Linked DNA regions of Homo sapiens: region 2 is linked to region 1. Evidence: chromatin contacts called from ENCODE Hi-C or POLR2A ChIA-PET data. All regions are on one chromosome and are shown on one strand. The core of a region is the stretch at or near the end of the contact, and the rest is flanking DNA. Distances in the headings are between cores, read along the strand shown. Region 1 overlaps MGAM (maltase-glucoamylase). Region 2 overlaps MGAM (maltase-glucoamylase).

The links. Hi-C counts contacts between places; a loop is a spot of excess contacts on that map. ChIA-PET counts read pairs that join two places held with the same protein, here RNA polymerase II (POLR2A).
Region 2: a loop to region 1 is called in a map of PC-9, with 2.9 times the contacts of the local background. The contact joins two enhancer-like sites. A Hi-C loop is called at or near these places in 6 of 168 maps with a recorded cell type or tissue (Calu3, GM12878, PC-9 and 3 more). POLR2A ChIA-PET finds 5 or more read pairs at or near these places in 1 of 52 experiments (activated T-cell).

Annotation. Positions count from the first base shown.
Region 1 is chr7:142,023,437-142,028,940 of GRCh38, reverse strand. It overlaps MGAM (maltase-glucoamylase), which reads right to left. Exons shown (of 71, transcript NM_001365693.1): 8 at 3,792-3,891; 9 at 1,714-1,826; 10 at 1,206-1,331. Among named protein-coding and RNA genes, the nearest start is that of MGAM, 30 kb to the right of the region's middle. Within about 2 kb of position 2,885, at least 2 of the 41 ENCODE cell types and tissues checked have a DNase peak (open chromatin) inside an H3K27ac peak, as active enhancers do; they include PC-9, where a contact is called at or near this core.
Region 2 is chr7:142,102,784-142,108,287 of GRCh38, reverse strand. MGAM (maltase-glucoamylase) reads right to left here. Exons shown (of 71, transcript NM_001365693.1): 70 at 4,849-5,019; 71 at 1,541-2,474. The coding sequence ends at 2,397. Among named protein-coding and RNA genes, the nearest start is that of MGAM2, 6.2 kb to the left of the region's middle. Within about 2 kb of position 3,272, at least 5 of the 41 ENCODE cell types and tissues checked have a DNase peak (open chromatin) inside an H3K27ac peak, as active enhancers do; they include PC-9, where a contact is called at or near this core.

The DNA of each region.
Region 1 (5,504 bases), core at 1,636-4,135:
TCAGTCCTGCTTTTACCACTTTTTCTGTTATCCCTCCCCCAACCCACCCCCACATGCATAAAGACACGTCATGCTGGAGAATGAGTAGTGGGACTCGCAGCCAAATTGAGAGTGAATTCATCCACCCAAACGTCTTTATCTGCCCTGACTTTCTGCTTCCCCCATCTCCTCAGTGTTCCTAGGCTTTTTGAATCTCAATTCCATTAAGCACTTTCTTTTACACATCATATTTATGGACTATCTTTCCGTCAAATTACAAAATGTCTACTGAAGCTCAGCTTCAATGGCAAAATGACCACTCTAAAGAGAAAGGCAAATTTTGCTTATTCCCAATTTAATAGTAATCAAAATATCAATGTAAAAACACATGGACCTGAAACTTGTATTATTTTTCACATCCATGTAGTCACATGCAGTATTTGTTCTGTCATCAATTACCTATGTGGTCTTGGTCATAGTATTTCCCCTGACAGCCTCAATTTACTATCTGTGAAAAAAAATGATGCTAACCCAGATGGCTCATGGTTGTTCTAGCAATATAATTAGTTTGAACTAAATTCATGGGGTCTAGAACTACTCCACTTCCTCAATTCCTCTTTAAAATATCTGTTAAAACATAGGTAGGGAGCCTGGGGATCTGCATCATTCTTGACCTGACACTAAACCTAAGAACCTAAGAATTTAGACATGAAATCTTATGCCAGAATCTTAGAGGAATTTCTGAAAATATGATACAACTTTTATGGTAAGTCCCTGCCATGACACTTTTGAGTCAAAGCAAACCAAGAACATGTGTAAGGCAAGAAAATCCATACTGAGAAGCATTAAAATGCTACAATTCAAGCTAAAGAGACAAATGCCTTGAAAACTCAAATAAAAACACCTGTAAAATGTAGTCAATACAGTAAGCACAAAAAAAGTTTACTAATAAAATACATAATAAGAAAAATAGAGACAAAAACAGATTGCCTCCCAACACATAATTATGGTCTCCCAATCTATTTCATACTATAAAGAACAATGGTTCCTTGAAAAAATTACTGGTCCAACAAAAAAAAAAATGTCTAGTATTCTGAATATCTAAAACTCCTTTCATTACCAAATAAATAAATCAATTAAACTCAGGGAGAGAAAATATAAACAGTTTTTCTTTTTCTTCAAGGGAATTTCTTTACTTTTGGAGAACTGTTGAAAACCTTGCTTACATAAGGGAGCTGTGCTGCGCGATTTCTCTCCACGACTTCCCTCATGTTGTCTAAGGTTCCATATTCGTAACGACTGAGGTGAAATCCAAGCGCCCAGTAGGAGGGAAGGGCTGGCCGCCCAATGAGCTGAAAGAAATATGTGAAGTGAAAATTAGCAAATACTCTGTTTTTAATAAAAATTTTTCGAAGCATTGCTTTCAGAGCACCAAACATAGTCCATTTCCCAATGCACTGATTCATTAATGTTAGAATGTTAGTCTATTTTTCCAGCCCCTTCATAAATGTTTGAGGGTAGGGCCATGTTTGGGGCACCTTTATATTCTCTCACCTTCTTATAACATAAAAATGCTATACAGCAAGTTTCCATTGCATATATGAAATCTGTTCTTTAATATCTCAAATTTGTAACAGCAGATTTTGTGGGTCACACTTGCACATGAATTTTACTTTTTTAAAATATTTGCTGTTTAGGATTTCCTGAGTCATAATCTTGACATCCTAAGTTTACCTCTAGATATTCTTGAACAACTTGCTCTGGAGTGTTTCCCAAGAACACATAGAAGTCGAGAATGCCCCCAATGGTGCGGTAAGTGATGGCTGGCGCAGGCTGAAGGACAACCTCTTGAAAGGTTAAAAATGAAGAAAATAAAAATCAGAATTGATTCTTGAATAGTAACTACAAGTTTTAAAATAACACAGGATCACTAACCATGTGAACATTAACAAGGTGACCCTAGTGCCTCACATTTTGAATACCAAGTGAAAACCCTGACCATCCAAGTCCACCCTCACAGCACATGGCAGCCAAGGCATTTTTTCTGTGACAGATTTTAATAATACTGACTGGAGTGTCTTAGTGTCTTGTGCCAGGCCCCAGGTTCTGGGGAAAAAGCAGCCAGGCTTATGAAGGGGTCCAGAATAAGCCACTGTGACATAAAAAAATTATTTTGGACCAAAGGCATTTAAGTTACTGAAATCCCTGATGTGCTAAAATCAGAGCCTCCCAAAAGAACTCAATAAAAAGCAATTGTCATAAATCTGCTCCAAGGAGTACCTCTAGTCTTCTCTGAGACAACAGGCACCATTCCCAGATAAACAGTGTTACAAGACTATCACATCCTCCCACCTACTCTCCTAAGGGCCCATTTATCTTTCCAAAATGTCATTTGTTCTCTCCTAAGTGTCTTTCCCCATTCCCTTTCACCTATTAATTAAGATGGTATAGAAGCCCCAAGTTCTAATCTCTGCTTTGAGTTACTCATCACTGAGAATTGCTGTGTGTATGTGCATTGTATGTGTAAATAAATTCTGTCTTTTCTATTGCTAATCTACCTTTTTGCCAGTTTAATTTGCAGCCTCCCAAGAATTAACCCTAAGAGGTTAGAGGAAAAGTTTCTCCTCTCTGACTTTCATAACCACAGAACATGTCCCACCACATACCCCGTCATTATTGTGAGAATATAATTCAACTAGACATGGAGGTAACTAACCTCAGTGAATCTCACCTCAAACAAAAGCCAAACTAAAAAAAAAAAGTCAGAAATTGTATCATAAATTCAAAACCCTTCTATGTGCCAATCACCATTCTTAAAAGTTGTGTCATTACCTTGATTCGTATCTAGGAATAAAATGCCTCAAGAAATATTGCAATGTACTCTTTGGTCATAGGAACAACTCATACAGAGTATCTAGGATCTTGTGGCCTTTCCCACTAAGTCTGACTCATCTTATTTTCTGGTTCCTTTCACCTATCTAAAACTGTACAGTCTTTCTATTATATTATCTCAGTCTATTCTTAGGTTATTTGGTATTTTAAGTACCTTAGGACCATCTAAGATTCTATTAGAATCGTCTTAGATTCATCTCTTAGATGTCCTAGAATCATGTTAGATCATTTAGAGTGCTTCTCGGATATCTGTGGTGGAGAATCAGATCTTTATTTTGTTTAATTTCCATTTCACTGCAAGCTGATATTTTCATAAAATAATATGAAAATTAATTACTAGAAAAAGGTTCATGTGTGCGTGTGGAGGCTACAGCATTGCTTACTCGCCATTTCTATACTCATCTTACTATAGACCTGAAACAGTCTGTGACCCATTCAGGGACCACACTTTGAGGAGCACTGATTGAATCGATGACTCTCAATTAAGAAAAGGTATGGATCAATACCCTATGCCCACCATCAATCCTGGGAGATTCTGATACATCTTCTCTTCCCCTATGGCAATTCATTGCCACTGGGATCTACTGACTACAGGGCTGAAGACGGAGAAGAACACATTGGTGGAAACTATCTCAGAGTAAATTATAGGGAAGGGTGAGCTCCTTAACTTGATAATAGAAAATATTCCAACAGAGGCCACCAGATTCAGGAAAATCATAAGTTGGAGAAAATCCCCTACTCATGGCTACCATGGATCAATAGGTAATGAAGTAGGGATAGCACAATTAGAGAATCTATAAGGCCCTCCCTACACTATGGCTCAGTCACTCTTAAAGGGATCCATTCCTTTTATCATAGTGCTGTAAGAAAGGGACTGAAAATCACTCTTGTGCTTGTTTTTTCCATGAATATTCCTTTACCCATGGCATTGCTGTTCATCAGAAACACCCCAAAGGACAATCCACTAGCATCTTCAAGGCACAAGAAGAATGTCTGCGCACCATACAAATTAGTTCCGTTCTGCAGAAAGAGAATTAAAAACCAAAATTTACAACTAAGAAGTCTCAGCATCACACTGTGGGGTTGGTTTAGGAAATCAGTCTTAATCATGCAACTAATTGACAGGACATTCAGGGTCATAAAGACACATTTTTAAAAGATGGGGTCTATATCTAGTTGATGTTAACCAAGTGAACTCATGTTTTCTTACAGAATGAGCCAGCTATTATCATTCATCTAGAAGGAATGTGAAGGCTGTGATATTTTTTAGAAGGTAAGAGGATAGGAATTTTTAAAATGTAATTCAGAAAAACTGCCCTCTCAAAGAGGCCTGTCTTAACCTGACTTAACCTCATCAGCAAAAGCTCCATCAATATGCTTTAATATGAATCAGGTAACTAGATGGAGCTCTAGTCTAGGCTTGTCTTTGAGACTCCAGAACAGGAGTTCTCAACCTAGACTGCACCCCAGACCAATTAAAACAGAATCCCTAGAGGTAGAAGCAGACATGGCTGTTATTTTTTAACTTCCCCAGGTAACTTCAACATGTAGTCACATTTGATAACTATTGCTCTGGAAAAGTGTTTCTCAAAATTTGGTGTATCTGCAAACTACATGGGCATTTTAGTTAAATGCAGATTTTTTTTTTTTTTTTTCCAGACAGGGTCTCACTCTGTCGCCCAGACTGGAGTGCAGTAGTGTGATCTTGGCTCACGGTAACCTCCACCTCCCAGGCTCAAGCAATTCTCCTGCCTCAGCCTCCTGAGTAGCTAGGATTACAGGCGTGTGCCACTACCGCCTGGCTAATTTTTGTTTCGGTTTTTATTTTATTTTATTTTTTTGAGATGGAGTCTCACTCTGTCACCCAGGCTGGAGTGCAGCGGCTCAATCTCGGTTCACTGCAAGCTCTGCCTCCTGGGTTCATGCCATTCTCCTGCCTCAGCCTCCCAAGTAGCTGGGACTACAGGCACCCGCCACCACCATGCCCAGCTAATTTTTTGTATTTTTAGTAGAGACAGGGTTTCACCAGGTTGATCTTGAACTCCTGACCTCAAATGATCCACACGCCTTGGCCTCCCAAACTGTTGGGATTACAGACGTGAGCCACTGCTCCCAGCCCTAAATGCAGATTTTAATTCAATAGATGGAAGAAGGGACTGAAAGCCCACCTCTCTCAGAGGGTGGTTCCCCTGCCACATACACACTTTGAGAAGCAAGGATCTGAGGCTCCTTAATGAAACAACTGTCACCAACTATTCCTAGGTAAGCTGCTCTGACTTAACAGCTTTTCTGCTTTTCTGATAGGCATATGTACAGTACAGAGCCTGGGCTTAAAAATTACACAGAGTAGGGATTAGATTCTTCCTCTGTTCTTACAACCTCTTTTTTTTTGAGACAGAGTCTCGCTCTGTCACCCAGGCTGGAGTGCAGTGGCGCGATCTCGGCTCATTGCAAGGTCCACCTCCCGGGTTCAGGCCATTCTTGTTCTTACAAACCCTTTTGCCTTGAGCTATTAATTTGGCTTCGCTGGGCCTTGGTTTTTTCTAACAAGAAATTATTATATTTTCTAGACTCTATGGCTAAATAGATATATATACACAAACATGTATGTGTGTGTGTGTGTATATATATAT
Region 2 (5,504 bases), core at 2,023-4,522, 79 kb before region 1:
AGTCCAGCTCAAACCTGTCTTCCTGTGCTGGCTTTAAGGAAGTATTTTTATCAGAAAAGACTTAGGGGGTGGATTCTGGGATTAGCAGGTGATTGGTAAAAGAAAGAGGAAATCTAGAAAGTCCTCAGGCATGCACAGTTATCTCTTCATGCCTCATCATGGGTCTCATGTGCAAATTTGGGAGGGAGTTAGTAAGAACCTGTGGTGGAAATTCAGGCTGTGACGTCAGCAAGCTCTTTCTGCGTTAACTCCGGTAAGCCATATTGGTTCCAACAGATAATCTCTTTTTCACACATTTCTGGCTGAAATTTAGCATTTTGTTAGGTTATGAATGTAGACAACAAAACACAGTAGTTTTCATAGCACATGAGTTTGTCAATAATGCAATCACAGATCTTTCCATATTACATTATGAAATTGTAGTGGATATCTCAAAATATTGTTGATGTTGATCATTACATTGAAATTATAGCATTGTTACTTCCACTGTTGGATCTTTTCATTTAATTTGATAATGAAAAAAACACATCTCATGGGTTACTATATCATCTTTAATATTTGGATAAGTGTATCGTAATATGATAAGTTTTCTTTGAAATAGCATGCATTTTGCTTGATGCATTTAAAAACAATGTTGTGAGGAAGAATTCCGTAGGTTTCACTAGGCTGTCAGTGGGGTCCCTGACACTTCGTGTGCTCCAAAACCCCACTGGCCTCACTAGGGCCTTAGCCATCAGAATTATATAGTCAGAATGCCTCTCCTTAAGCATTCTGTGGCAGCCAGAGCCAAATTCCACCAACATATCCTTGATGGTAACATTAAATATTTTTTAAATATCAAGTAAATAACGTTTTCATCTTTGTGGCCTTCCTGAGTTTGTTAGAGGAAAGCTGACAAGTTTCCCACCTTTTTGATCAAAGGATTCCCATGGCTGCTTTTCCATATTTCACCAGTTTCCTAGTTAGCTCAGGCCCTCATCCAAATGCCCCGTATTGTGATAATTAGATGATTTAACAATATTGTTTGTCTCTAGCCTTATGCAGGTGCTGACACATGAGTGTGCAGGGAGAATGAATGGCTTCCTGGTTATAAGAAAAGAAGAAAACACAGAGAAGTAGGTTCATTCATTCCACACACATTCATTTTCAACTCATTTTCAGGTAACATCAAAAGTTAATATTCCTGTTGAACATTAATATATAATTTCCTTATCTCACATTTTAACCCTATAGAATTTTAAGCAAGAAGGTTGCAACTCCTATTTTTACTGGAGTTGGTATTTTCCTAAATATAGCAACTGCTATGATGATTAAAATAGTAATCAATAGACCCTTCCACAAACCCACATCTTATAAAAGACTCCTTGCAGAGATGTAAGAAAAAGGATAATTATAAAGGTTATCATCCTATTGGTGGATTTGGCTGTAGGTTCTGTGATGCCGAAGAGAACCAGAAAGACAAATTCATAAGAGTTTGCTAAACAAGAACCTTAACCCCAAACAGAGATTACTCATGGTCAAAATAGCACAAAATTCAAAATCACTTGCAAATTCACTTGTTTTATTTTTATCTGGCATATAAATTGCATATTTTTATGTGAAATGTGGTTGTATACATTAGAAATAAGATTTACACATTTCAAAGCACACTACTGCAAAAATAAATTATTTTTAACCTCCAAACTCTCTTTTGAGCTTTGCCTGCTCAGATCTCAATCTCACCAGTAGCCCTTTATGCTAAGGATTTCTCAAGACCCTCTTCTTCAAGTGAGTTGACTCTTCCTTTTTCCTCCCCATGAGGCTGCTGACAATTTTACATTATGTTCTTACTTAGGATCACTTTTACTATCATCTTCTGTTTCATCTGATCTTTCCTTGTGTTTGCCTTTTCTTTGCTTATCATGCTCCCCCCACCTATAACCAATTAGGTATATTATTCCTCCCACCGCCTATAACCAACTAGCAGATGTTCTTTCTGGATACTTTCTTGAGATGCTGATTAGCTTCAAGACCTGGAACTGTCACAGAAAGCTTTCTCTTGTGTATTTAACAAAAGAATGGGGTCCATTCTATGATTACAAACGTGGACATACACACACTTCATCATGGACCCAGTTCATCTTCAGTAAATGTCATATGATGAACAGTCACTACCATACTAACCACACAGAGACATTAAGGTAATGCATAGATTTTCCACACCTCCCTAACTGCCTATCCCACAGGGCTAAGGTTTAACCTTTAGGGTTCACACAAAAAACATATAACAAAATTAACAGAAATATTTCACCAATAGTGGGTATGAACAAATTAGCAACACACAATAATTTTTATGAGTATGAAGTATAAGTAGTTTCAAAGTCATTCATAGTTAGTTAGAATCTTGCTGTAAAAATTCACAGAGTGCTTATCCACGTCAATGAAGTAAAATTATGTAGGCTGATGTTTCTGTCAGTCACATCGATGCTTAATACCTGTTAGGAACCAAAGGAAAAGAATTGGGCATCCGGTGTTGAAATTTCCTGCATGCAAATAAATCAGGTGCAAGTATCCAGTCCAAATAACCCCCTAATACTTCTACATTGTATTGTCTAGTTAAAAGACTGCCTTCAAAGTTTCAGATGAGAAGGGTGTTTTCTAATTTTTTAGAGTACAAAGATTATTCAGTGGTAGAGATGGGCCTTTAAATAATTCAATATGGGCCGGGTGCGGTGGCTCACGCCGGTAATCCCAACACTCCGGGAGGCCCAGGTGGGTGGATCATTTGAGGTCAGGAGTTTGAGACCAGCCTGGCCAACATGGTGAAACCCCAGCTCTAATAAAAATACAAAAATTAGCCAGGCGTGGTGGCAGGTGCCTGTAATCCCAGCTACTAGGGAGGCTAAGCCAGGAGAATCACTTGAACTTGGGAGGCGGAGACTGCAGTGAGCTAAGATTGCACCAGTGTACTTCAGCCTAGGCAACAGAGTGAGACTCAGTCAAAAAAAAAAAAAATGTTCAATATGCAACCGCTGAAGAGAAACAACTGCACAAACTGGAGAGAATGCCCTCTTTTCCATTCTACTGAGGTGTTGATTTTCCTTGGCACCATCCTTCTGTTTCCTCCTTCTCCTATTCCACTATAGCACCCCAGTGTTTGCCCAGCAAGAGTCCACTATTCCTGCTTCTTCCTAGGCAGATGCTGTCAAGAAGCTTTCACTGCATGTGCCCTCATCAGCTTGCATGTCTGTCCCTGAGCTGGTCAGCAACAGGATTGGGCAAAGTCCTTTATGGTATAGTTGGGGAAGTTGTTGACAAGAAAACCACAAGTATGAGGAAATAACTGTAAAGAATGCAAAACTGAAAGAAAACTTTTGTTTCAGGCTTAATCATCAGGAAGGATTATGAAAGAAAAAAGTTCAGGAAAAAAAATAATAAGTAAGCACACAAGGAAGAAAGTTTCATTTACCATCGGGATGATAAGTGTCAGGACCACTACACAGCATTAATCCCAAGGTACAGATTTTTCACATATTTAACATTCATCTGACAAGAGCGTGTCTTGTAATCGACAACCATAGAATTACTGTGAGCCAAGCAGCACTCATGGCATAATTGTTATTGTCTGTGCCTGTGTAAGCTTCATTGCTATTACTGTGTTATGAATGGATGGGCTGAAAACATTTAAGGATTATTACAGGAAGGAATATTTAGTAAGATCAAGAAAGCACTAGGATGAAAATGTATATAAAGTGTGTTAGTGGCTCAGGAAAAAAACTTCATAGACACTAGTGGAAGAATTTTTATAAAATGCTGAATCACCAACACCTTTTGCAGTACAGAGGAAATATCTTAACCAATTTGTAACACATATTTTTCTTCTAAATAATAATAAATACAATAAACTAAATAATAAAACAGTTTAATATGAATTTAAATAGTACAATTTAAATACGATACAAGTTGGTTAAGCTATTTCTAGTGCTTCTTCACATTTAGGGTCTACCTCTTTTAAATTACGTTGAGGCAGAATCATCAATGTATCTCCACTCAACATTTTCCTCCATATTATCACTTACAATATTGAAATATATAGGTAAAACTTTATGGCTAAAGAAGTTTCAAAAACTTTCTATAAGTTTATTATAAAAATCTGAGGCTGGGCACAGTGGCTCACGCCTGTAATCTCAGCACTTTGGGAGGCCAAGGCAGGCGGATCACAGGGTCAGGAGATCGAGACCATCCTGGCTAACACAGTGAAAACCTGTCTCTACTAAAAATACAAAAAATTAGCCGGGCATAGTGGCAGACGCCTGCAGTCACAGCTACTTGGGAGGCAGAAGAATGGCATGAACCTGGGAGGCAGAGCTTGCAGTGAGCTGAGATCACATGCCACTGCACTCCAGCCTGGGCAACAGAGTGAGACTCCGTCTCAAAAAAAAAAAAAAAATTGAGTGATAAGGAAGCATTCTATCATAGTTTTGTCATCCTTTTTTCTTTCTTTGTGGCACATGAAATAATGAAGCAATTTTCACTGATGGTATCATATTTGATAAAATATGATAGTTCCAACCTGTTTGGGAAGTTGATCTCTGAGGCAGAGGTGAGGGAGTCAAGACAAAGTTTTACATAGGTTTGCAGACAAGAAGACAAACATGGAAAGTAAGAATCCAGGCCATGGATTCCAAATGATGATAAACCATGATTTTTCATTCATCTCCACGTGGTCCATTCCTAACACATGGAAAACTCAGGGATTCCCGGAGGGCCTGGCAGGAGAGGGCATCATTTGGAAGGGAAGCAGTCAGGCACTGCACTAGGCATATTAAGGGTGGAGAATACCATTCGCACTTTTTGCTGGTCACAAACCTGTGTCGTGGGGTCATTGTTGAAGGAGGGTGTTATGACCATGCCACTCACAGAGATGCTGACACTGGTAACGGGGACACTGCCCACTCCCCAGATTTCAATGTAGCCCAGTTTCAAAGGATTTGTACCAGTGATGTAATTGTTGAAAATTATATGGCTTTGCATCGTATTCTGTTGAATTGGAGATAAAAGAAAAATATAATAGCAGAATTAGTTCAAATTTTTCTAACCTCTTTTTAGGCACAAATGTAGGTCATAAAGTAAGACAACTTCAGAGTCACCATCTTGTAACTTTGGATCATGGAAATCATGATTTCATCACTCTATGGCCTATTGCCAACTCCCATCCACTTTGCATTGACAAGCAGCTACAGGGTCTTTCGCACTGCCCTGAACTCTACAGGAGACAAAAAGTCTCAGCTGTTAAGATACTTATATTCTACAGGTGGAGGAATCCCAAAATGTGCAGACCATTCCAAGGCAACTCAGGAACAAGGGCTAGATAACAGAAACTGCCCGTCCACCTGTAACATGGTAAACTAGAATAATGATCATTACTGATGAGATGTGGATAGGTTTAATTGCAGAAAGCCTCCTGGGAGCATAGTAAATTTCCACCGGAAGTCTAGAGAAGTAGAAGAATGTGAATTAGCAAG